Regions from separate parts of the Homo sapiens genome. Here regions 2, 3, 4, 5 and 6 are each linked to region 1. Evidence: read pairs that join two places in POLR2A ChIA-PET (ENCODE). Cell type or tissue: GM12878. All regions are shown on one strand.

Region 1 (4,000 bases):
CCCCAAAAAAGTATATAATTCAGTGATTTTTAGCATATTTGCAGTTGTGCAACTATCACCACTATCTAATTCTAGAACATTTTTTTTTTTTTTTTTTTGAGACAGAGTCTTACTGTGTCTCCCAGGCTGGAGTCTTGCTCTGTCGCCCAGGCTGGAGTGCAGTGGTGCGATCTCGGCTCACTGCAAGCTCTGCCTCCTGGGTTCACGCCATTCTCCTGCCTCAGCCTCCTGAGTAGCTGGGACTACAGGCGCCCGCCACCACGCTCAACTAATTTTTTTTGTTTTTGTATTTTTTATAGAGGCAGGGTTTCACCATGTTAGCCAGGATGGTCTTGATCTCCTGACCTCGTGATCCGCCCGACTCGGCCTCCCAAAGTGCTGGGATCACAGGCGTAAGCCACCGCGCCTGGCCTAATTCTAGAACATTATCACCCTGTTTTATTTTATTATTTATTTTTATTTTTATATTTTTGAGATGGAGTCTCGCTCTTGTTGCCCAGGCTGGAGTACAATGGCACAATCCTGTCTCACTGCAACCTCCACCTCCCAGGTTCAAGCGATTCTCCTCAGCCTCCCCAGTAGCTGGGATTACAAGCACCCGCCACCACGCTCCGCTAATTTTGTTATTTTGGGTAGAGATGGGGTTTCGCCATGTTAGCCAGGCTGGTCTCGAACTCCTGACCTCAGGTGATCCGCCCGCCTTGGCCTCCCAACATGCTGGGATTACAGGGGTGAGCCACTGCTCCCGGCCCACCCCATTTGATATTTATTTATTTATTCATTTATTTAGAGACAAAGTCTCAATCTGTCGCCCAGGCTGGAGTGCAGTGGCAGGATCTCAGCTCACTGTAAGCTCTGCCTCCCAGGTTCACGCCATTCTCCTGCCTCAGCCTCCTGAGTAGCTGGGACTACAGGTGCCCGCCACCACACCCAGCTAATTTTTTTTGTATTTTTAGTAGAGACGGGGTTTCACTGTGTTAGCCAGGATGCTCTCGATCTCCTGACCTTGTGATCCGCACTCCTCGGCCTCCTAAAGTGCTGGGATTACAGGTGTGAGCCACTGCGCCTGGCCTATTTATTTTTTATTTTATTTTATTTATTTATTTATTTATGTTTGTTTTTTAGAGGGAGTTTCGCTCTATCGCCCAGGCTGGAGTGCAGTGGCATGATCTCAGCTCACTGCACTTGCCTTCTGGGTTGAAGTGACTCTCATCCCTCAGTTTCCTGAGTAGCTGGGATTATAGGCGCCCGCCACCATGCACAGATAATTTTTGTATTTTTAGTAGAAATGGGGTTTCACCATATTGGCCAGGCTGGTCTCAAACTCCTCGCCTCAAACGATCTGCCTGCCTTGGCCTCCCAAAGTGTTGAGATTACAGGTGTGAGCCACTGTGCCTGGCCTATTTATTTATTTATTTGAGACGAAGTCTTGCTCTGTCACCCAGGCTGGAGTGCAGTGGTGCAATTTCGCGTCACTGCAAACTCCGCCTCCTGGGTTCGAGAGATTGTCCTGCCTCAGCCTCCCGAGTAGCTGGACTACAGGAGCCCGCCACCATGCCCGGCTAATTTTTATATTTTTAGTAGAGATAGGGTTTCACCATGTTGGTCAGGCTGGTTTCAAACTCCTGACCTAGTGATCCACCCTCCTCAGCCTCTACTAAAAACACAAAAATTAGTTGGGCATGATTCCAGGTGCCTGTAATCCCAGTTACTTGGGAGGCTGAGGCAGGAGAATCGCTTGAACCTGGGAGGCAGAGGTTGCAGTGAGCCAAGATCCTGCCACTGCACTCCAGCCTGGGTGATGGAGCAAGACCCTGTCTCAAAAAAAAAAAAAAATTAATTAAATAAAATAAAAAGAAACTTCATACCCGGTAGTAGTCACTTCTCATTCCTCATTCTCTCCAGCTTTAGGCAACTACTAATTTAGTTGGATTTCCTATTCAGGACATTTCCTGTAAATAGAATGGTACGCTATGTGGCCTTTTGTGTCTGGCTTCTTCCACTTGCCATAAATAATGTTTCAAGGTTCATCCATGTTGTAGCAGGTGGCATTCCAGCACTTCCTTCCTCTTCAGGGCTGAATATTCCATGGTATGAATGTACCCCATTTTGTTTATCCATTAATCAGTTGATTGACATTTGAGTTATTTGTACTTTTTGGCTATGATGGCTATGACGAAGAGTGCTGCTGTCATCATTTGTGTACAAGCTTTTGTGAGAACATGTTTTCAGTTCCTTTGGTTTTATACTCAGAAATGGAGTTGGTGGGTCAAATGATAACTCTGTTTCACTTTTTGAGGAACTGCCAAACTGCTTTCCATAGTGAAACTGCACTTTTTTTTTTTTTTTTTTTTTTAAGAGACAGAGTCTCTGTCACCCAGGCTGGAGTGCAATGACATGATCCTAGCTCCCTGCAACCTCGAACTCTTGGGCTCAAGCAATCCTCCTGCATCAGCCTCTCAAATAGCTTGGACTACAGGCATAGGCTACCACAACTGGCTAATTTTTGTATTTTTTTAAATTTCTTTTGAACAAATGTATTACTCCAGAATTTTTTTTTTTTTTTTTTAAGGAACAGGGGGCTGGTCTTGAACTCTTTTTTTTTTGAGACCAAGTCTCACTCTGTCACCCAGGCTAGAGTGCAGTGGTACGATCTCGGCTCATGGCAATCCCCACCTCCCAGGTTGAAGTGATTCTCCTGCCTCAGCCTCCCGAGTAGCTGGGATTACAGGCATGCGCCACCACACCTGGCTAATTTTTGTATTTTTAGTAGGGGTGGGGTTTCACCATGTTGGTCAGGCTGGTCTCGAACTCCTGACCTCAGGTGATCCCCTGCCTCGGGCTCCCAAAATGCTGGGATTACAGGTGTGAGCCACCCACCCAGCCTCACCCATTTTATTTGAAGAGTTTTGTTTTGTTTTGTTTTGTTTTGTTTTGTTTTTTAGATGGAGTATCTCTCTGTTGCCCAGGCTGGAGTGCAGTGGTGTGATCTTGGCTCACTGCAACCTCCACCTCCAGGGTTCAAGCCATTCTCCTGCCTCAGCCTCACGAGTAGCTGGGACTACAGGCACGTGCCACCACGCTCGGCGAATTTTTTGAATTTTTAGTAGAGACGAGGTTTCACCATGTTAGCCAGGATGGTTTTGATCTCCTGACCTTGTGATCTGCCCGCCTCAGCCTCCCAAAGTGCTGTATTACAGGTGTGAGCCACCACGCCTGGCCTAGGTGTTTGTTTTTTGTTTTGTTTTGTTTTTGAGATGGAGTTTCGCTCTTGTTGACCAGGCTGGAGTGCAATGGTGGGATCGCAGCTCACCGCAACCTCTGCCTCCCAGGTTCAAGCAATTCTCCTGCCTCAGCCTCCCTAGAAGCTGGGATTTACAGGCACGTGCCACCATGCCCGGTTAATTTTGTATTTTTAGTAGAGATGGCATTTCTCCATGTTGGTCAGGCTGGTCTCGAACTCCCGACCTTGGGTGATCTGCCCGCCCCAGCCTCCCAAAGTGCTGGGATTACAGGCATGAGCCACTGCGCCAGGCCCCTAGTTTTGTTTTCTTTTTTTTTTTTTTTTGAGACAGAGTCTCACTCTGTCACCCAGGCTGGAGTGCAGTGGCGCGATCTCGGCTCACTGCAAGCTCTGCCTCCCAAGTTCACGCCATTCTCCTGCCTCAGCCTCCTGAGTAGCTGGGACTACAGGCGCCCGCCACCACGCCCGGCTAATTTTTTGTATTTTTTTTTAGTAGAGACAGGGTTTCACCGTGTTGGCCAGGATGGTCTCCATCTCCTGACCTTGTGATCCGCCGCCTTGGCTGCCCAAAGTGCTGGGATTACAGGCATGAGCCACCACGCCCGGTCTCTATTTCTGTTTTTAAAACGAGTCTTGCCCTGTTGCCCAGGTTGGAGTGCAATGGCATGATCTTGGCTCACTGCAACCTCTGCCTTCTGGGTTCAAGTGATTCTCCCACCTCAGCCTCCCAAGTAGCTGGGATTACAGGCACCCGCA
Region 2 (4,000 bases), 190 kb after region 1:
ATCGTCCCACCTTGGCCTTCTAAAGTACTGGGATTACAGGTGTGAGCCACTGCAACAGGTCAAGTTTTTTTTTTTTCTTTCTTCTTTCTTTTTTTGAGACAGACTCTCGCTCTGTCACCCAGGCTGGAGTGCGGTGATGCGACCTCGGCTCACTGCAACCTCCGCCTCCTGGGTTCAAGCAATTCTCCTGCCTCAACCTCCCGAGTAGCTGCGACTACAGGCGTGTGCAACTGTGCCCAGCTGATTTTTGTATTTTTAGTAGAGACGGGGTTTCACCATATTGGCCAGACTGGTCTCAAACTCCTTGGCCAGACTGGTCTTGAACTCCTGACCTCGTGATCTGCCCACCTTGGCCTCCCAAAGTGCTGAGATTACAGGCGTGAGCTACCGCGCTCGCCAGTTTTGTTTTGTTTTTTTTCTTAACTTTTGGGACTTCTTCCAGGAAAGACCTGGTTTGGTTTTTATTTTTTATTTTTTTTTTTGAGACAGAGCCTCGCTTTGTTGCCCAGGCTGGAGTGCAGTGGTGTAATCTCGGCTCACTGCAACCTCGCCTCCTGGGTTCAAGCCACTCTCCTGCCTCAACCTCCTGAGTAGCTGGGATTAAGGCGCCCACCTACCTCGCCTGGCTAATTTTTTTTTTTTTTTTTTTGGAGACGGAATTTTGCTCTTATTGCTCAGGCTGGAGTGCAATGGCGTGGTCTCGGCTCACCGCAACCTCCACCAACCTAGTTCAAGTGATTCTCCTGCCTCAGCCTCTTGAGTACCTGGGATTACAGGCGCCTACAACCACGCCCCGCTAATTTTGTATTTTTAGTTGAGATGGGGTTTCTCTATGTTGGTCAGGCTGGTCTCGAACTCCTGACCTCAGGTGATCCACCTGCCTCAGCCTCCTAAAGTGCTGGGATTATAGGCGTTAGTCACTGCACCCAGCCAGCCAAGGTTTTTTTTTTTTTTTTTGAGATGGAGTCTTGCTCTGTCGCCCAGGCTGGAGTGCAGTGGCGCGAACTCTGCTCACTGCAAGCTCCGCCTCCCGGGTTCAAGTCATTCTCCTGCCTCAGCCTCCTGAGTAGCTGGGACTACAGGCGCCCGCCATCATGCCCGGCTAATTTTTTTTGTATTTTTTAGTAGAGAGAGCGTTTCACCGTGTTAGCCAGGATGGTCTCGATCTCCTGATCTCATGATCCGCCCGCCTCGGCCTCCCAAAGTGCTGGGATTACAGGCGTGAGCCACCGCGTCTGGCCTCAGCCAAGGTTTTTAAGTAACATATTTCAGCATTGGCTCTACAGCGTTGCAGGTTGGTCACATAAGCATTAGCTGGGTCTGAAATATTAGTAAGCATTTTATTATTCCAGCAAAGATTCACATGAATTAACTATGTATCAGAAGGCATGACAACTGCAGTGTGCTTGCTGGACAAAAAATTACCATTGCAGTAAATTCTCATGCTCCCAGTCTAAACGGATTATCAGCTAGGGATCTGAGAAGAAATCCCATGTTCCTTTTGAGACAAATAACCCGCTCCCGCTGCTGGGTCACTGTAGCCTTAGCTTTGTTGTCTGTTTACTACAGAATGGTGCATCCAAATCCCTGTTTTCTCTTGTAGTTTTAAAAAAGTCTATATCTTTTAATGATGCATAGTAAAAAAATTTCCACACGAATGATGTGATATCTAGAATTTGTTTCAGAATTATCTGGGGGCAGATTATTCTGGCCACATGTGCATGGTGGTTCTAGTTGAGCCGGGTGAGAAGTTTGTGGAGGGTTATTATATGATTCTCTATGTTGGTATTTGATATTCTTGGTAGTAGAGTTTTTAAATTGCCATTTTCCACCAGCAGTTCCTGGGCTAGTTTTCCTATGATCATTTTAAAGGTTCTGAAAGAGAAGTCTGGTTTTGATCCACGTTGCCACATTGTAATGTGTTCATAGTTGGTAAGTGCCCTTCCGTGGCTGAGCCAGATGCTGCATATATGGGTGAAACCCGAGCACGCTGCCCTCTGCTTCCTGAGAGGGCATTTGTAGGAGTGGGTAAGGGCTTCTCTGGAGCACAACTGCCTGGCTTTGGTGCTGTCTCCCCCACTTACTAGCAGGGAGGACTTAGCCTCTGTGGGTGTTCCCTTCCTTTCCTGTTTTTAAGAAGAGGTGAATGATAGTATCCTTTTCATGGCATTGTTGTAAGGGTTGAATGAGTGGCTCAGAGTAGAGGCTCCATCCACGCTTGCTCTTATCATTCATAGAACATGAACGATTGGATGCCCATCGCCAAGGAGTATGATCCACTCAAAGCGGGCAGCATTGATGGCACCGATGAAGACCCACACGACCGCGCGGTCTGGAGGGCAATGCTGGCACGATATGTCCCCAACAAAGGTGTCATAGGAGATCCCCTCCTCACCCTGTTTGTGGCCAGACTAAACTTGCAGACCAAGGAGGACAAATTAAAGGAAGTCTTTTCCCGCTATGGTGACATCCGGCGGCTTCGGCTGGTCAGGGACTTGGTCACAGGTTTTTCAAAGGGCTACGCCTTCATCGAATACAAGGAGGAGCGTGCCGTGATCAAAGCTTACCGAGATGCTGATGGCCTGGTTATTGACCAGCATGAGATATTTGTGGACTACGAGCTGGAAAGGACTCTCAAAGGGTGGATCCCTCGGCGACTTGGAGGCGGTCTTGGGGGAAAAAAGGAGTCTGGGCAACTGAGATTTGGGGGACGGGACCGGCCTTTTCGAAAACCTATTAACTTGCCAGTTGTTAAAAACGACCTCTATAGAGAGGGAAAACGGGAAAGGCGGGAGCGATCTCGATCCCGAGAAAGACACTGGGACTCGAGGACAAGGGATCGAGACCATGACAGGGGCCGGGAGAAGAGATGGCAAGAAAGAGAGCCGACCAGGGTGTGGCCCGACAATGACTGGGAGAGAGAGAGGGACTTCAGAGATGACAGGATCAAGGGGAGGGAGAAGAAGGAAAGAGGCAAGTAGAGGCCCAACAGCAGAACCCCAAAGTGAAGTTACAGTGGAAATGAGTGGAGGGGGATTGTCTTTCAACGCAGCGTGAGTCTAATGGTTGAATAAAACTTACTGATGATCATGGGGTTTGGAATAGTTTTCTTTCCAATCTGGAACTTCGGTTCAAGCTGATAGGAATTTATCATCTTCCTCACATAGTTCTAAGGACATGTTATTTAACAGGATCAAGAAGCAATTTTGTAGTTACTGGCATCTGTACAGAAGGGCATTTTCTTTTCTTTTCTTTTTTTTTTTTTTGAGACAGAGTCTCACTCTGTTGCCAGGGCTGGAGTGCAGTGGTAAAATCTTGGCTCACTGTAACCTCTGCCTCCTGGGTTCAAGTGATTCTCCTGCCTCAGCCTCCCCAGTAGTTGGGATTACAGGCATGTGCCACCATGCCCGACTAATTTTTGTATTTTTAGTGGAGATGGGGTTTCACCATGTTGGTCAGGCTGTTTTCGAACTCCTGACCTCAGATGATCCACCTGCCTTGGCCTCCCAAAGTGCTGGGATTACAGGTGTGAGCCACTACTCCTGGCCTGGTCTCCAACTCTTGACCTCAAATGAGCCACCTGCCTTAGCCTCCCAAAGTGCTGGGATTACAGGCATAAGCCACTGCGCCCAGCCAGAAGGGCATTTGTAAGGAGCTAGTATTCAGATTTAATTTGGCAGTAGGAATTTGATTTTCTTCCATCTATTTTAAATGATCATCTTGAGTACGTGGCAAAAAGAGGTTATGACCTAATCACACTCCTCTGAGTCCTTAGAGGAAGAACACTAATCTGGTCAGAATAAATTGTATCTTTTCTATCTTTATATCCATAGCCCAAGAGTTTGCTGAATTGAAATAAAAATGGGATAGAAAAGTGAATTCAAGGAGAATGTCCAGAGCCCTAATACCAGAAGGCAGTCTGCACAGCCAGGTCAGCATTCTTGAACAAATGCACTTCCATTCTCACTCAAAATGCCGACTGCCTTTCTTCTTTTTCTGA
Region 3 (4,000 bases), 69 kb before region 1:
CTGTAATCCCAGCACTGTGGGAGACCAAAGCAGGGGAATCACTTGAGCCCAGGAGTTTGAGACCAGCCTAGGCAACACAGCAAAAATCCTCTCTCTAATAAAAAAAAAAAAAAGTTACTGATACATAATAAAACCTATGTTTAAGTCTAAAGACTCTTTCCATAAGAATAAAATATAAATTCTAAAGTGGTTAAAAAAAAAAAAAAAAAAAAGCATTGTATCAGTCTAATTTATAAATTTTTCTTGGTAGAACATGAAATGGGAAACCTTAAAGTTGACAATACCGTAGAGTCAACAAAATGCAGTATCCACTTACTGATGTTCAAGATCAGATAACACTGTGAGCCCTGCAATTGCAAAGCCTACTAAGCCTGCCTTGCCCCCTACAATCTTACCCCCCTCATACTTCATTTCTCTGTGTTGACCTGTGTCTTTTTGTTCCTTTCATGAAGTACGGAACATTGGTTTCCGTCACTGAGACTCTGATGCTTACAAGTACATTGCCCCATCTGTCTGTCTGTATATGTCATTCATTTTTATGTCTCTTGGTTACTTTAATAGTATCTCTCCTTTTCCCCAGGTACTCTTTCATTACCTGATCAAAATACAGAAATGAAGGCCGGGTGCACTAGCTCATGCCTGTAATTCCAGCACTTTGGGAGGCCAAGGCGGGCGGATCACCTGAGGTCAGGAGTTCGAGAGCAGCCTGGCCAACATGGTGAAACCCTGTCTCTACACAAATACAAAACATAGCTGGGCATGATGGCAGGTGCCTGTAATCCCAGCTACTTGGAAGGTTGAGGTGGGAGAATCATTTGAACCTGGGAGGCAGAGATTGCAGTGAGCTGAGATCACGCCACTGCACTCCAGCCTGGGCAACAGAGCGAGACTCCGCCTCAAAGAAAAAAAAAAAAGAAAAAAAAAAATACAGAGGTGAAATAGGTACATTGATGTACATTTACTGAATAGTTTTATTTCTTTGCTCTTAAATTTAAAAAAAATGGGCCAGCGCAGTGGCTCACGCCTGTATTCCCAGCACTCTGGGAGGCTGATGTGGGTGGATCACCAGCCTGGCCAACATCACGAAACTCCCTCTCTACTAAAAATACAAAAATTAGCCAGGCATGGTGGCGCATGCCCATAATCCCAGCTACTCAGGAGGCTGAGGCAGGAGAATCACTTGAACCTGGAACCACTGCACTCCAGCCTAAGTGACAGACTGAGACTCCGTCTCAAAAAAAAAAAAAAAAAAAAATTTTTTTTTTAAATGTACCTTTCTTACTCAAAGAAAATCCAGCAAATTGGCCGGGCGCAGTGGTGCATGCCTGTAATTCCAGCACTTGGGAGGCCAAGGCAAGCAAATCACGAGGTCAAGAGATCGAGACCATCCTGACCAACATGGTGAAACCCCGTCTCTACTAAAAATACAAAAATTAGCTGGGCGTGGTGGCATGTGCCTGTAGACCCAGCTACTCGGGAGGCTGAGGCAGGATAATCACTTGAACCCGGGAGGCAGAGGTTGCAGTGAGCCAAGATCGCACCACTGCACTCCAACCTGGCGACAGAGTGAAACTGTCTCAAAAAAAAAAAAAAAAAGAATACAGCAAATTAAGTTGCTCATAACTATGGTGGAAATGGATCGCATAACAAATGAAAATGAATGGAGGTGTAACAAATGAAAAATCAACACCAATTCTGGGAAAAGGGGAAGAAATTAATAGCTGAGGACCTACTACATATGAAATAGTAGGCACAATCCATTTAATTTCACAAAACACTAACCAGCATTTTTTTTTTCCCTTTTTGAGACAGGGTCTCACTCTGTCACACAGGCTAGAGTGCAATGGTGTGACCTCCCGGGCTCAAGTGATCCTCTCACCTCAGCCTCCCAAAGTACAAGGATTACAGGTGTAAACTATGATGCCCAGCTCAAGCCAGCCAGAATTTTTTAAAAGTGGAATTTTTAATTCCACTTTTTTCTGTTGTTGTTTTTGCTGAGGCGGAGTCTCGCTCTGTCACCCAGGCTGGAGTGCAGTGGCACCATCTTGGCTCACTGCAATCTCCACCTCCTGGGTTCAAGTGATTCTCCTGCCTCAGCCACCTGAGCAGCTGGGATTACAAGTGCATGCCACCACGCCCAGCTAATTTTTGGGTTTTTAGTAGAGATGGGGTTTTACCATGTTGGCCAGGCTGGTCTTGAACTCCCAACCTCAGGTGATCTGCCCACCTTGGCCTACCAAAGTGCTGGGATTACAGGCTTGAGCCACAGCACCCAGCCTTTAATTCCACTTTTAAGAAGCATTGCTAAGATTACATAAGGCAAAAATGACAGACTGAATTTGAAAACAAGTGAGTATGATTCTAAAGCCCATGCTTTTTCCAGTATTTTAGAAGTTGAAAAATAAAATTTATACTGGAGTACTTAGCAACAATTGTAAAACACAAACACACACAGTTTTTTTTTTCTTTGAGATGGAGTTGCACTCTCGTTGCCCAAGCTGGAGTGCAATGGCACAATCTCGGTTCAGTGCAACCTCCACCTCCCAGGTTCAAGTGATTCTCCTGCCTCAGCCTCCCAAATAGCTGGGATGAACAGGCACACGCCACCAAGTCTGGTTAATTTTTTTGTATTTTTAGTAGAAACGGGGTTTCACCATGTTAGCCAGGCTGGTCTCGAACTCCTTACCTCAGATGGTCTGCCCACTTCAGCTTCCCAAAGTGCCGAGATTACAGGATTACAGGCCACCACGCCCAGTCCACGGTGTGTGTGTTTTGTTTTGTTGTTTTTTTTTTTTTTTTTGAGATGGAGTCTTGCTCTGTCACCCAGGCTGGAGTGCAGTGGCGCAATCTCCCCTCACTATAAGCTCTGCCTCCTGAGTTCACACCATTCTCTTGCCTCAGCCTCCCGAGTAGCTGGGACTACAGGCGCCCGCCACCACGCCCAGCTAATTTTTTGTATTTTTAGTAGAGACGGGGTTTCACCGTGTTAGCCAGGATGGTCTTGATCTCCTGACCTCATGATCCGCCCACCTCGGCCTCCCAAAGCGCTGGGATTACAGGCGTAAGCCACCGCGCCCGGCCACCGTGTGTTTTTAAATTACCTGGTTTGGTGACACATCTGTGGAAGACAATGATATGAACGTCTTCTCTAAAGTTTCAGGCAAAGAGTGGTGCATATCCTTTTCCTCTAGTTTCCAGTAAGTCAATCCTGATGTGCACAAACACACAGAATAGAAAAGAGTGAGAAAAAAACAAAAATGCTTTCTAGAATAACATTTCTACCTAAAGGAAATTAAATATGGGAAGAAATTAATTTTGGGTTAAAGTAATTTGAATTTTGATGGAAAAAAGTTATCTAAATTCCTTATTATGTAAGAGTCCTAACTGGATGCAAATGTTTAAAACTGAAATATAAAAAGTCAAGATGAGTTGGTACAATTTAAAATACATATTTTTGGCCAGGCATGGTAGCTCACGCCTGTAATCCCAGCCCTTTGGGAAGCTGAGGCAGGAGGATTACCTAACGTCAGGAGTTTGAGACCAGCCTGGCCAACGTGGTGAAGCCCCATCTCTACTAAAAATCCAAAAATCAGCCAGGTGTGGTGGCACACACTGTAATACCAGCTACTTGGGAGGCTGAGGCATGAGAATCGCTTGAACCCAGGAGACAGAGGTTGTAGTGAGCTGAGATGGTGCCACTGCACTCCAGCCTGAGTGATAGAGTGAGTGACAGAGTCTCAAAAAAAAATTAAAATAATAATAATAAAATAAATTTTTTTATTTTTTGAGACAGGGTCTCACTTTGTCACCCAGGAGTGCAGTGGTGCCATCTCAGTCCACTGTGGTCTCTTTTTTTGAGACAGAGTCTCGCTCTGTTGCCCAAGATGGAATGCAGTGGAGTGATCTCGGCTCATTGCAACCTCCGCCTCCCGAGTTCAAGCAATTCTCCTGCCTCAGCCTCCTGAGTAGCTGGAATTACAGGCATGCGCCACCATAACCA
Region 4 (4,000 bases), 310 kb after region 1:
GTGAGGATGCCCAGGGGATATTTGGCAATATCTGGAGGTATTTTTTATTCGGAAGACTGGGGGTAGGTGCTACAGGCATCTAGGACTGGAGGCCATGGAGGCTGCTAAATACCCTATAGTGCATCAGATAGCGCCCCACAGCATAGAAAAGCATTTGGTCCAAAATGGAGACAATGCCACTGCTGAGAAACCCTGCTCTATCAGTTCCATGTGGTGCATGGGGCTTCCAAAGGGAAATTTCGAGTGAGGGACGGTTTGACATTCCAATTCAACTGCCTTCAATGGTAGAGGCCCTTGGTTTCTCCTAAGAAACTTGGGGTTGTCTGCGAGAATCTGGAATCCCAGAAGAGACCCAGTCTTGGGCAGGGATGAAGAGATCCCCCTTTCCCAGGAAGGTTTCCTGGTGCTGTTTCTCTCCTGCCTGTCTGTTCATTCTCATAACGTGGCACTACCTAGAAGCACATGCTTACTCTTCAGAACAGTGCCTTGTGTGTATTTTTGGTTCAAGAGGGATGCCTGGTTGAAAACTTGTGCCGCTAAGGGCTTGTCTCTCTACTTACATTGCCTGCTGTTCCCCACTATAGTGAAACTATTACTTTGTCAAAGAAGAATGTTTGAGTTGGTGTGGATTTTCCTAAGAGCGTTTTAATGTTTTTCTCTGCTCAGCTTTATAGAGATTAAGAGTCTGTTTTGGTGCTGCTCCTGCTTCTTAATTAATATTAGAGTTACATGACTCTTAGACTTTATTTGTAGGATTACATTTTAAAAATACAGGTATTTATTTTGTGCTCTTAGTCCCCTCTCCTCAGTGTTTTACTACTTTTGCTGTAGTTAATAGTCAGTATAGTGAACTTCACATAACAACATTCCATTAGAAGAAATTTCCTGGGGTTGTTTTCCTTTCCTTAGTAAGCATTATATAGTATGTTTCCTACCCTGAAAGAGGTTTCTCTACTGGGAAGGGACTTTTAAAAATGCTTTGAGAATTAAATTGACATGATTCATATCAGTAGTCCAAATTGATGTTTGAACCATTTCAAAAGTAGCTTCTTTTGCAGGCCTTCTCTGAGGATTTTGAAAAGTTATTTTATATTATTTTATATTTTATATTTATTTTATAAGTGTTTTTCAAAAAGAGATTGCCCCAGCCTAGGCAACATAGCGAGACCCCGTCTCTAAAAAATAAAAATAAAATGGTAGTCAGGCATAGTGACGCACCCCTCAGGAGGCTGAGGCAGGGGATTGCTTGAGCCCAGGAATTTTAGGTTACAGTGAGCTATAATTGCACCACTGTACTTGAGCCTGGGTGATAGAGTGAGATCCTGTCTTGAAAAAAAAAAAAGATGGCTGGGTGCAGTGGCTCACGCATGTAATTCCAGCATTTTGGGAGGCTCAAGCAGGTGGATCACCTGAGGTCAGGAGTTCAAGACCAGCCTGACCAACATGGTGAAACCCCGTCTCTACTAAAAATACAAAAATTAGCTGGGTGTGGCAGCGTGTGCCTGTAATCCCAGCTACTCTGGAGGCTGAGGCAGGAGAATCGCTTCAGCCTGGGAGGCAGAGGTTGCAGTGAGCTGAGATTGAGCACCACTGCACTCCAGCCTGGGCAACAGAGCGAGACTCTGTCTCAAAAAAAAAAAAAAAAAGACATTGACAAATGTGTTTTGTTTTCAAATCCTTCTATAGCTCACCAGAACAAGCTAGAAGAAATGATCAATGAGCTAGCAGTGGCGATGACAGCTGTAAAGCACGAACAGGAATACATGGAAGTCCGGGAGAGAATACACAGAGCCAGTAAGTGAATGCCGTCACTTTGCAGCAGTGTCTGATGGTGAAGGTTGTTTTACTCAACAGCTTGCTCGTATTTTCCTCATTTGGAAACTTTGCAAATTTTATGTGAAAGCATTGACTTTAAAAGTGTACCTACACGAGATATTTTTTGAGCATACACATGTGTGGAGCTTTGTAGTTTATTATTGGGACATTCATTGTAAACTAGAAAATGCTATTAAGATTTAGTACAAGTTTTTAAGAGTTTAGTTTTCTGGCCGGGCATGGTGGCTCACGCCTGTAATCCCAGCACTTTGGGAGGCTGAGGCAGGCGGATCACCTGAGGTTGGGAGTTCGAGACCAGCCTGGCCAACATGGTGAAACCTCGTCTCTACAAAAAATAAAAAAATTAGCTGGGTGTGGTGGCGTGCACCTATAGTCCCAGCTACTCGGGAGGCTGAGGCATGAGAATCACTTGAACCGGGAGGCAGAGGTTGCAGTGAGCTGAGATTGGGCCACTGCACTCCAGCCTGGGCAATGGAGCTAGACTCTGTCTCAGGGAAAAAAAAAAAAAAAAGTTTGGGTTTTTAAAAATGTATGGTGAGCTAAGGAATAAGCTAATTGTTTTCTTAAATCAGAAGGGAAAAATGTTGTAAAATGCGTATTGCATTGGTTTTTAATCACATACCTGAAACTTATGTACCAGTGGGATTAATATTAGATGCTGAGATTTAACCTTTTTACTAAAATGGAAAGCTTAATATAGTTAGACTAGAAAACACCAAAACATGAGTACAGGGAAGTCACCAGGTGAAGATCAGTTTGGGTCCTCAAGTTTGTAAGTTGGGAATTTGGAATGTATTTTGCTGTGGAAACAGTGATGATTGAAATCTTGTGTTAGGTTGCAAAAGTCTGTTTAGAACTGGATAGAGCATTAAAAATGAAGCTTTTGCATTTAAAATTAAGAGGTACTATATTGACAGACAGACCAATTCCATTGATTAGGTTCAGGGCCACACCATTGTTCAGTGTTTTCATCCTCCAGGTAGTTCTTGGGGAGATGAAAAGAGCAAGGTGGCTGGGGGCAGTGGCTCACGCCTGTAATCCTAGCACTTTGGGAGGCTGAGGTGGGCGGATCACAAGGTCAAGAGACTGAGACCATCCTGGCCAACATGGTGAAATCCCACCTCTACTAAAACTACAAAAATTAGCCGGGCATGGTGGCACGCGCCTGTAGTCCCAGCTACTCAGGAGGCTGAGGCAGGAGAATCACTTGAACCCCGGAGGCGGAGGTTGCAGTGAGCTGATATCATGCCATTGCACTCCGGCCTGGCGACAGAGCGAGACTCTGTCTGAAAAAAAAAAAGGAAAAAGAGCAAGGTATAGTGACGCATCTCTGTAGTCCCAGCTACTCAGGAGGCTGAGGCGGGGGATTGCTTGGGAGCAAGCTCTTGTCTTAAGGGCAGTGATTTTATGTCAGGAATCTTTGTTCTGAGACTGGAGTAGGAAGTGAAGAGTGACTCAAAGAGATAAGCACAGCTTGAATTTCTTCCAGATGTGCTTTCTGTTTTTCCTACCCTTAAATCTGTTCTTGCTACTTATGGAAACAAATCTTCAGGATCTAGAGCACAGACATCAGCTTGTGTTGGCAGGAAGGTGTGTAAATGTAATAGCCTGGAGAACTCCCCTCATCCCCACTTGTTTTAGGAGTGGAGTGGGGCATATTATGGACCAAGGCTTGTCTACAATTACTCCAGCCTCTTGCCTCACAATTTTGTCTCCTTGCCTCCACTCTTAATCTCACCAGCTGGGATCTTCACTTTTTCTCTCTTATCTTGTTGGGACTCATATGTTGTTTACCTTGTTCCCAGATGGGGAAACAGCCCATTCTGGAGTTGGAAGGGCACTGAACTAACTCAGAGGGCAAGTTCCTCTACTTTGCAATTTTAACTGGTTCAGACCAGATGGCTTTCAAGTTATAGAAGTTCTTGGGAACACAGTGGCCAGAGGAAGCACATGTCTTCCGTCTTTAGGGTGTCCAACCTTGTTCTCTCACCCATGATTTGAGTGGAGATACTCCTGTATTTGTTTCACAAATAGTGAGCTATGTGTTCATATTTAAAAGTGTTAGCAATTTCTAGAATTGAGTTTATAGGCATTCAGTTTAAATTTACAAAGCAAATGGTTCCCATAATGTTTTGTTTTTGTGAGTCTTCCTATAGGACCCACT
Region 5 (4,000 bases), 210 kb after region 1:
AGTTCTAGAACATTTTCTTCATACCAAAAGGAAAACCCATACTTATTATTTTATTTTTTTCTGAGATGGAGTTTCACTGTCACCCAGGCTGGAGTGCAATGGCATGATCTCAGCTCACTGCAACCTCCACTCCTTGGCTTCAAGCGATTCTTGTGCCTCAGCCTCCCGAGTAGCTGGGATTACAGGTGTGTACCGCCACACCCGGCAATTTTTTTTTTTTTGAGACGGAATCTCTCTGTCACCCAGGCTGGAGTGCAGTGGCACGATCTCAGCTCACTGCAAACTCCACCACCCGGGTTCAAGCCATCCTCCTGCCTCAGCCTCCTGAGTACCTGGGATTACAGGCGCCTGCCATTATGCCTGGCTAATTTTTGTATTTTTAGTAGAGACAGGGTTTCACCATGTTGGCCAGACTGGTCTTGAACTCCTGACCTCAAGTGATCCACCCGCCTTTGCCTCCCAAAGTGCTGGGATTACAGGTGTGAGCCACCGCACCCGGCTGAAAACCTGTACTTATTAAGCAGTCACTCTCTACTTCCCTATCCTGAGCCCTTGGCAAATGCCAATGTAGTTTCTGTCTATGGACTGCCTACCATGGACATTTCCCAGAAACAGAATCATACATTAAGTGGCCTTTTGTGCCTGGCTCCTTTCACTTAGCACGGTGTTTCCAAGGTTCATCCACGTTGCAGCACACACCAGCACTTCACTCTTTTTTTTTTTGAGATGGCATCTCACTCTGTCACCCAGGCTGGAGTGCAATGGCACGATCTCAGCTCACTTCAACCTCTGCCTCCTGGGTTCAAGCGATTCTTCCGCCTCAGCCTCCCGAGTAGCTAGCTGGGAATACAGGCACCCGCCATCATGCCCGGGCTAAGTTTTGTATTTTTGTAGAGACGGGGTTTTACCATGTTGGTCAGGCTGGTCTTGAACTCCCGTCCTCAGGTGATCCACCCACCTCAGCCTCCCAAAGTGCTGGGATTACAGGGGTGGGCCACCCCGCCAGCTCACTTCACTCCTTTTGATGGCTGAGCCATATTCCACTGTACAGATGTACCACAGTGTGTTTATCCATTCTTCAGCTGACGGACATCAGAGTGGTTTCCACTCTTTGGCTAATGTGAATAGCAATGCTAAGAACTGTATTAGTGTGGACACTTGTTTTCAGTTCTTCTGGTTGTATACCTGGGAGTGGGATTGCTGGGTCATGGGCTAATTCTGTGTTTAACTTGTTGAGGAGTTGTCAAACCGTTTCCCACGGCAGCTGCTCTATTTTACATTCCCACCAGCAATGCACAAGGGTTCCAATTTCTCTATATTCTTGCCAACAGTTATTTTCCTTTTTTTTCTTAATCACAAGGAAGCTTTTGCAAGTCAGCCAGTCAATCTACAGGTAGCCCACACTCTCAAAGGAATGGAGTGTCCCCAACACTCCTGAGCCACCAATGTCCCGTGACCAACCAGGAGTAGACAGAGGTCAGGACAGCAGTGAAAAAGCTCCAGAACAGGGAAAGGGAGAGGAAACAGACGTCCTTCCCAACCTCAAGAAAAACTCCATAGGCCCGGCACCGTGGCTCACACTCCTAATTCTAGCACTTTGGGAGGCTGAGGCAGGAGGATCACTAGAACCCAGGAGATTCAGACCAGCCCGGGCAACATAGCAAGACCTCATGTCTACAAAAAAGAAAAGAAAATTAACTGGGCATGGTGGCTTGCCCCTGTAGTCCCAGTTACATAGGAGGCTGAGGCATGAGGATCACCTGAGCCCAGGAAGTGGAGGCTGCAGTGAGCCAAGACTGTGCCACTGCACTTAAGGCAGTGTCTCCAACAAAGTGAGACCCTGTCTCAAAAAAAAAAAAAAAAAAAGAAGAAGAAGAAGAAAAACCCCATAGCAGCACAGGGAGAAGGGGACTAACTCCAGCCTGAATGTGCCCTGGACAGGAGGCTGAGGGATTCCAGAAGGCAGAGCCGAGAGGCTTCACACCCTGTGGGAGGCTGGAACCGGCTGTTCTGGGAAAGGACGTGTGAAAGGAGACAACACCCACTGCTGGGGCACGTCAGGTGACAGCAGAGCCACACACAGCAGGCCCAGGTTGGGGGAGCAAGCTGACCCTGCCCAGCCTTGGGGTCGGAGTCAGCACGGGGCAGCAGAGGAGGGGCCTCCATGCAGTGGGAAACTGAAATCTGACCCCGGCCGCCCTCGCAAGCTGTCTGGGCAGCTGAGGGGCTTCTTCCCACCCAAGAACAAGGGGAGGAAATGTTGGAGGATTTAATTTCCAAAGAAAGTATTCTAGGCGTCTGCTGATGCCACAATTTAGGTGGGCTGTGTCCTCAGAGGACATCTTCAATGTCCGATCTCCTCTGCAGCGCCTCCAGGGATGCTCCGGAACCACCCGGCAGCCACACACTCCATGTCTCCACCCAAGACCACATACAACAGGTGACGGATATGCGGCCGGCATTCAATCGCGCCAGTTCTCCTCTTTCCCTGGCCCAGCTTCACCAAGGAGCAACCCTGGATGTCTAGTTATCCAACATTTACTGAGAGCTAACTTTGTGCCTTGCTGGCCGTGGAGCTCAGCCCTGGGAACAGAGTCAGACAGATGGGGCTGAAGAGAAGATACACATAAATAGAAGCTTAAGGCCAGGTGTGGTGGCTCACACCTGTAATCCCAGTACTTTGGGAGGCTGAGGCAGGCGGATCACCTGAAGTCAGGAGTTCGAGACCAGCCTGGACAACATGGTGAAACGCTATCTCTACTGAAAATACAAAAATTAGCTGGGCGGCCAGGCACAGTGGCTCACGCCTGTAATCTCAGCACTTTGGGAAGCTGAGGTGGGTGGATCACGAAGTCAGGAGATCGAGACCAGCCTGGCCAACATGGTGAAACCCCGTCTCTACTAAAAAACACAAAAATTAGTCAGGCATGGTGGTGGGCACCTGTAATCCCAGCTGCTCGGGAGGCTGAGGCAGGAGAATTGCTTGAACCCAGGAGATGGAGGTTACAGTGAGCTGACACGGTGCCACTGTACTCCAGCCTGGGCGACAGAGCGACAGAGTAAGACTCCATCTTAAAAAAAAAAAAAATAGTGCACAGACACAAGATCTAACTGGAGAGAATCAGGGAAGATGTTAATCAGATGTGGTCTCTATGCATGGGGTCTTGACGAATATGTAGGAGTTCACCAGGAACTCTGGGCATTAGTAGTATAGATCAGAGGTTGCAAACTAAGCTCTTAGACCATCCCAGTGCTGCTGGCCCACATTTTGTTTGGCCTTCACTGTGTTCTAAAACTCTGTTGAATTAGCTGCGAACTCTTTAAGATTAGGAGATTTCATATTGAAGTTTGCATTTTGGGCTTCCTGTGGAAAGTGCGCTGGAAGATCAGGCCCCACTGGCAACGCTGGGCTGTTTCCGAGCAGCAGCTGCTCCCTTTTCCATCCCCTTTCTCCTTCTCCTGCCTGGACCCTGCAGGCAGCAGTGGCCCCTGCTATGGACCCGAACCCCAAGCTCCCTCCAGTCCCTTCCTCCTCAGACAGCTCGGGTCCTGCCTTTCATAGCAGGTCAGGGCCTTGCCTCTCCTGTGTCTCTGGGAGGGACCATCTGACAGCCGTCCCCACACCCTGGGGAAAGAGCAAAGCCCTTCAAAGGAACTCCCAAACCCCCACCTCTCGAGAGGCCTCTGGGCAAAGCCACCCGCCCCTATGTCTGGGCTTTCATCTCCCCATCTAGCCCTTGATAACCCAGAAATATTTCCAAGGGCCCTTCCCACCCAGGTACCTGGGGATTTCTGTGAACACACACTTTCAAAGCCACAGGAATTTTCTGCTCACCCCTATTGGGTTTTAACTGCCCAAGACATTGAAGGGCTTCCTTAGAACCTGAGTTCTTTTTTTTCTGGAGAAGGGACAGTTCATTTTTGGGGAGGAATGGCCTGATTCCTTTAGAGTTTGGGGAAATCCCAGCAAGGTATGCAAAAGTCCTTACTCTCTTTTTTT
Region 6 (4,000 bases), 220 kb after region 1:
TGGAGTGCAGTGGTGCGATCTCGGCTCACTGCAAGCTTCGCCTCCTGGGTTCACGCCATTCTCCTGCCTCAGCCTCCCGAGTAGCTGGGACTACAGGTGTCCACCACCATGCCTGGATAATTTTTTGTATTTTTAGTAGAGATGGGGTTTCACCATGTTAGCCAGGATGGGTTCAATCTCCTGACCTTGTGATCCGCCTGCCTTGGCCTCCCAAAGTGCTGGGATTACAGGCGTGAGCCACCGCACCTGGCCCCAGTTTTTTTTTTTTTTTTTTTTTGAGACAGAGTCTCGCTCCGTTGCCCAGGCTGGAGTGCAGTGGTGCGATCTCAGCTAACGGCAACCTCCGCCTCCTGGGTTCAAGCAATTCTTCTGCCTCAGCCTCCCGAGTAGCTGGGACTACAGGCGCACACCACCATGCCTGGCTAATTTTTTGTATTTTAGTAGAGACGGGGTTTCGCCACGTTAGCCAGGCTGGTCTTGAACTCCTGAGCTCAGGAAATCGGCCTGCCTTGGCCTCCCAACTCTTAAACCATTTTAACTTAGGCTTATGTCATTTTTAGCCAAAAGCAGCCCTTAACCACTCCTTTTTTTTTCTTTTTTCTTTTTTTGAGACAGAGTCTCACCCCTGTCGCCCAGGCTGGAGTGCAGTGGCGTGATCTCAGTTCACCACAACCTCCACGTCCCGGGTTCAAGCAATTCTCCTGTCCCAGCCCCCCAAAGTAATTGGGACTACAGGTGTGCACCACCACGCCCAGCTAATTTTTGTATTTTTAGTAGAGATGGGGCTTCACCATATTGGCCAGGCTGGTCTCGAACTCCTGACCTCAAGTGATCTGCCTGCCTCGGTCTCCCAAAGTGCTGGGATTACAGGTGTGAGCCACCATGCCTGGCAACTACTCCCTTTTAAGACTTCTCTCCCTGACCTTCCTCATTTGTATCCCAGATGCCTGTCCTGTCCTACAGCAAACCTGGAAGTAACTACCAAATTCACAGGATACCTAATGACTACTGGGACTTGAACCCACCTGACTGTGAGCTTGTCTGTCCTACCTCCCCTACCTGTAACTCAGGTTACTAGTGCAGCGTCTGCAAACTTTCAACAGCTCATAAACATCTGCTGGGAGAAAACACAAGCCTGAGTGTGTCCCTAAAGTTCACTATACTTTTCTGAAACAGCATCTCCATTGTCCACATTTCTATCTGTCAAAGTCTCAGCATTGTTAACACTGACGCCCGGCTTCAGGAACAGCTCTTCCCTGAAACCCCACCTCCCCACCTCTGCCAGGATGAACGATCTCACCCTCTGTGTTCCTGGCACAGTCTGGGGGCACATTTAAGGAACAGACACCGCTAGTGCCCACTTTGTAGCCCTGGGCCTACCTGGATGTTAGCTGCAGCTGTGATGGACAGCTCTGGCCACGCGGACAGTAACATGCACAGTGTTGTGCGACCATCACCGCTCTCTAATTCCGGATCATTTCCATCGTCCCCAAAGGGAACTCCATGCCCATCGGCAGTCACTCCCCATTCCTCCCTCCCCCAGCCCCATTCGGACACCAGTCTACTTTCTGGCTCTATGGATTTGCCTGTTCTGGGACATTTCGTGCAAATGGAGTCACACACTGGCCTTTTGGGCCTGGCTTCTTTCACTCCGCGTGATGTTTTTGCAGCTCATCCGTGCTGCCGCGTGGCCAGGGCTGCATTCCTCTTTAGAGCTGAATCATATCCCCCTGTATGGAGAGACCACTGTTCACCCATTCATCTGCTGATGGACATGTGGGTTGTTTCCACCTTTTGGCGACTGTGAATAGTGCTGCTATAGGGTCTCACTCTGTTGCCCAGGCTGGAGAGCAATGGCTCAATCATGGCTCACTGCATCCTCAAACTCCTGGGCTCAAGTGATCCTCCTGCCTCATCTTCCCAAGTAACTGGGACTACAGGCATATGCCACCATACCTAAGATTTTCTTTTTTTGTTTTTTGAGATGGGGTCTGACTCACTCTGTTGCCCAGGCTGGAGTGCGGTGGTGCAATCTCAGCTCACTGCAACCTCTGCCTCCGAGGTTCAAGCAATTCTCCTGCCTCAGCCTCCCAAGTAGCTGGGATAACAGATGCCCACCACCACACCCAGCTAATTTTGTATTTTTTTTTAGTAGAGACGGGGTTTTACCATGTTGGCCAGGCTGATCCTGAACTCCTGACCTCAAGTCATCTGCCCACCTCAGCCTCCCAAAGTGCTGGGATTACAGGTGTGAGCCACCATACCCAGCCCAAAAGCAAGTTTTTAATTTTTAAAGAATTTTTTGTAGAGATAGGACCTCGCTATGTTGCCCAGGCCAGTCTTGAGCTCCTGGCCTCAAGTGATCTTCTTGATCCCCTTGCCTCAGCCTCTCAAAGGGCTGGGATTACAAGTGCAGGTGACCACACCTGGCCTTCATGTAAAAGTTTGAACACCTGCTCTCAATTCTTTTGGATATGTGCCTAGGAGTGGAATTGCTGGGTCATATGGTACTGTGTGATTAATGATTAAGGTCTGGACTAACTAATGTCTGCCTCCCATACTAAACTGTAAGCTCCATGTGGACAGGGATCATGTCTGTATTTTGCTCGCTATTTTATCCTCTGGGCCGGCTACACAGTCAACAATCATTGGTATGAATGAATAAATAAATGGCAGGTGCCTAATAACCATCACTGAGATGGGAGAATGCTGGGAGTCTGGGGTTCCAACCCCTCAGCTGTGTGTCCTCAGGCCAGTAGCTTGTTCTCTCTGAGCCTCTCGTTTTTTCTCTCTCTCTCTCTCTCTTTTTTTTTTAGACAGGTCTGGCTCTGTTACCCAGGCTGCAGCGCAGTTGTGCAATCATGGCTCATTGCAGCCTTGAACTCCTGGGCTCAAGTGATCCTCCTGCCTAAGCCTCCCAGGCAGGCAGCTGGTACTACAGGTGTGCACCACCACGCGTGGCTAATTAAAAAAAATGTTTGTAGAGAATTGGGGTCTTGCTATGTTGCCCAGGTTGGCCATTTTCTGAAGTATAATGGGGAAAACAAGGCAACCCTGCCTGCCTTAAGCCAACCCCCAGACTGACCCTCTGCTACCACCTCTGCACCCAGCTTCCTGCTCACCTCAGGCTCCTCCTCCCCATTCTGGCTGTGCTCCCCCTGCAGCCTCTCTCGCAACTTCCCCAGCTCTGCTCGCAGGCTGCCCATCTCCTGCTCCTTGGTCTGCAGGTCTGCCTCCAGCTCCACCTTCTGTTCGATCAGGGCTTTCCCCTGGGCCTCCACCACCGTGACCCGGTGCCGAAGGTCATGGTTGATCTTCATCAGCCGTGTCTGCTGCTGCTGTAACTGTAGAAAAAGGGAGACCATTGTGCGGGGCTGCCACCTGCGGTAGCTCAGGTTGTACACTGCACAACGGCAAACCATCCATAGGTGTGCCATTTACATTGCAGACATCTTTGTTTGAAAGTTGTTCGTATTCTTATAGCTGATGATGCTAGAGATGGGCAATTTGTGTATTTTCTATGATAATTTTATGGCAGATGGAAGGGTGTCTTGCTAGAATTAATACATTATGAAAATTTCCCAACAAATGGAAGTAACATGCCTTCAGAAAGGGGCATTTTTTTCTGATTTACACAGAGACACTGTATGGGTTCCTGGAGCACGCTGGACCCTGCTAAGTCTGCTCACAGAGAGGCATGAAGTGGTGGGGCTGGAGGAGGCCTTGGGGTCAGAGCAAAGTCTGCCCAGGCCTCGGGACCTTCCCAGGAGGCGGGAGGAGCCTGCTCACCGGGCAGTGCCACGTTTCCTCCTGCTCTGCCAGTGAAGACTTGAAGTTTCCAGGCTGGGCCCGCCAAGCCATGAGCAGGATCCACACCCCACGGAGCCCCAAGAATGAGAGTGAGGGAGAGAAGGGGCCTGCTGAGTGGAGGGTCTGGTCTCTGGCTGGCACCTACTGGCTGGGAGGGTGGACGCAGGTCAGGGGTGTGTCACTCACAGCC

Evidence for each region. Peaks named below come from ENCODE experiments on the same cell type or tissue, not always from the same donor. Only the 100,000 strongest peaks of a DNase experiment are listed, where the experiment ranks them.
Region 2: POLR2A ChIA-PET joins it to region 1 with 9 read pairs; 5 of 35 experiments call an interaction of 5 or more read pairs at or near these places.
Region 3: POLR2A ChIA-PET joins it to region 1 with 5 read pairs; 7 of 35 experiments call an interaction of 5 or more read pairs at or near these places.
Region 4: POLR2A ChIA-PET joins it to region 1 with 8 read pairs; 16 of 35 experiments call an interaction of 5 or more read pairs at or near these places.
Region 5: POLR2A ChIA-PET joins it to region 1 with 9 read pairs; 4 of 35 experiments call an interaction of 5 or more read pairs at or near these places.
Region 6: POLR2A ChIA-PET joins it to region 1 with 6 read pairs; 3 of 35 experiments call an interaction of 5 or more read pairs at or near these places.

The regions. Positions count from the first base shown.
Region 1 is chr12:123,276,211-123,280,210 of GRCh38, forward strand. No RefSeq gene overlaps it. Among named protein-coding and RNA genes, the nearest start is that of CDK2AP1, 6.4 kb to the left of the region's middle. In GM12878, no CTCF peak of the experiment used is centred here; a DNase peak (open chromatin) is centred at 2,231; H3K4me3 peaks cover 222 bases; H3K27ac peaks cover 526 bases.
Region 2 is chr12:123,463,301-123,467,300 of GRCh38, forward strand. It overlaps SNRNP35 (small nuclear ribonucleoprotein U11/U12 subunit 35), which reads left to right. Exons shown (of 2, transcript NM_022717.4): 2 at 2,238-3,636. The coding sequence starts at 2,241. The coding sequence ends at 2,981. Among named protein-coding and RNA genes, the nearest start is that of SNRNP35, 7.2 kb to the left of the region's middle. RefSeq lists an enhancer at 1,810-2,311. In GM12878, no CTCF peak of the experiment used is centred here; no DNase peak of the experiment used is centred here.
Region 3 is chr12:123,206,955-123,210,954 of GRCh38, forward strand. MPHOSPH9 (M-phase phosphoprotein 9) reads right to left here. Exons shown (of 24, transcript NM_022782.4): 8 at 3,102-3,208. Among named protein-coding and RNA genes, the nearest start is that of MPHOSPH9, 24 kb to the right of the region's middle. In GM12878, no CTCF peak of the experiment used is centred here; no DNase peak of the experiment used is centred here.
Region 4 is chr12:123,588,656-123,592,655 of GRCh38, forward strand. It overlaps TMED2 (transmembrane p24 trafficking protein 2), which reads left to right. Exons shown (of 4, transcript NM_006815.4): 3 at 1,687-1,794. Among named protein-coding and RNA genes, the nearest start is that of TMED2, 6.1 kb to the left of the region's middle. In GM12878, no CTCF peak of the experiment used is centred here; no DNase peak of the experiment used is centred here; H3K4me3 peaks cover 731 bases.
Region 5 is chr12:123,486,598-123,490,597 of GRCh38, forward strand. The region is part of intron 4 of RILPL1 (Rab interacting lysosomal protein like 1); the gene reads right to left. Among named protein-coding and RNA genes, the nearest start is that of SNRNP35, 30 kb to the left of the region's middle. In GM12878, no CTCF peak of the experiment used is centred here; no DNase peak of the experiment used is centred here.
Region 6 is chr12:123,495,422-123,499,421 of GRCh38, forward strand. RILPL1 (Rab interacting lysosomal protein like 1) reads right to left here. Exons shown (of 7, transcript NM_178314.5): 3 at 3,997-4,000; 4 at 3,123-3,344. Among named protein-coding and RNA genes, the nearest start is that of RILPL1, 36 kb to the right of the region's middle. In GM12878, no CTCF peak of the experiment used is centred here; no DNase peak of the experiment used is centred here.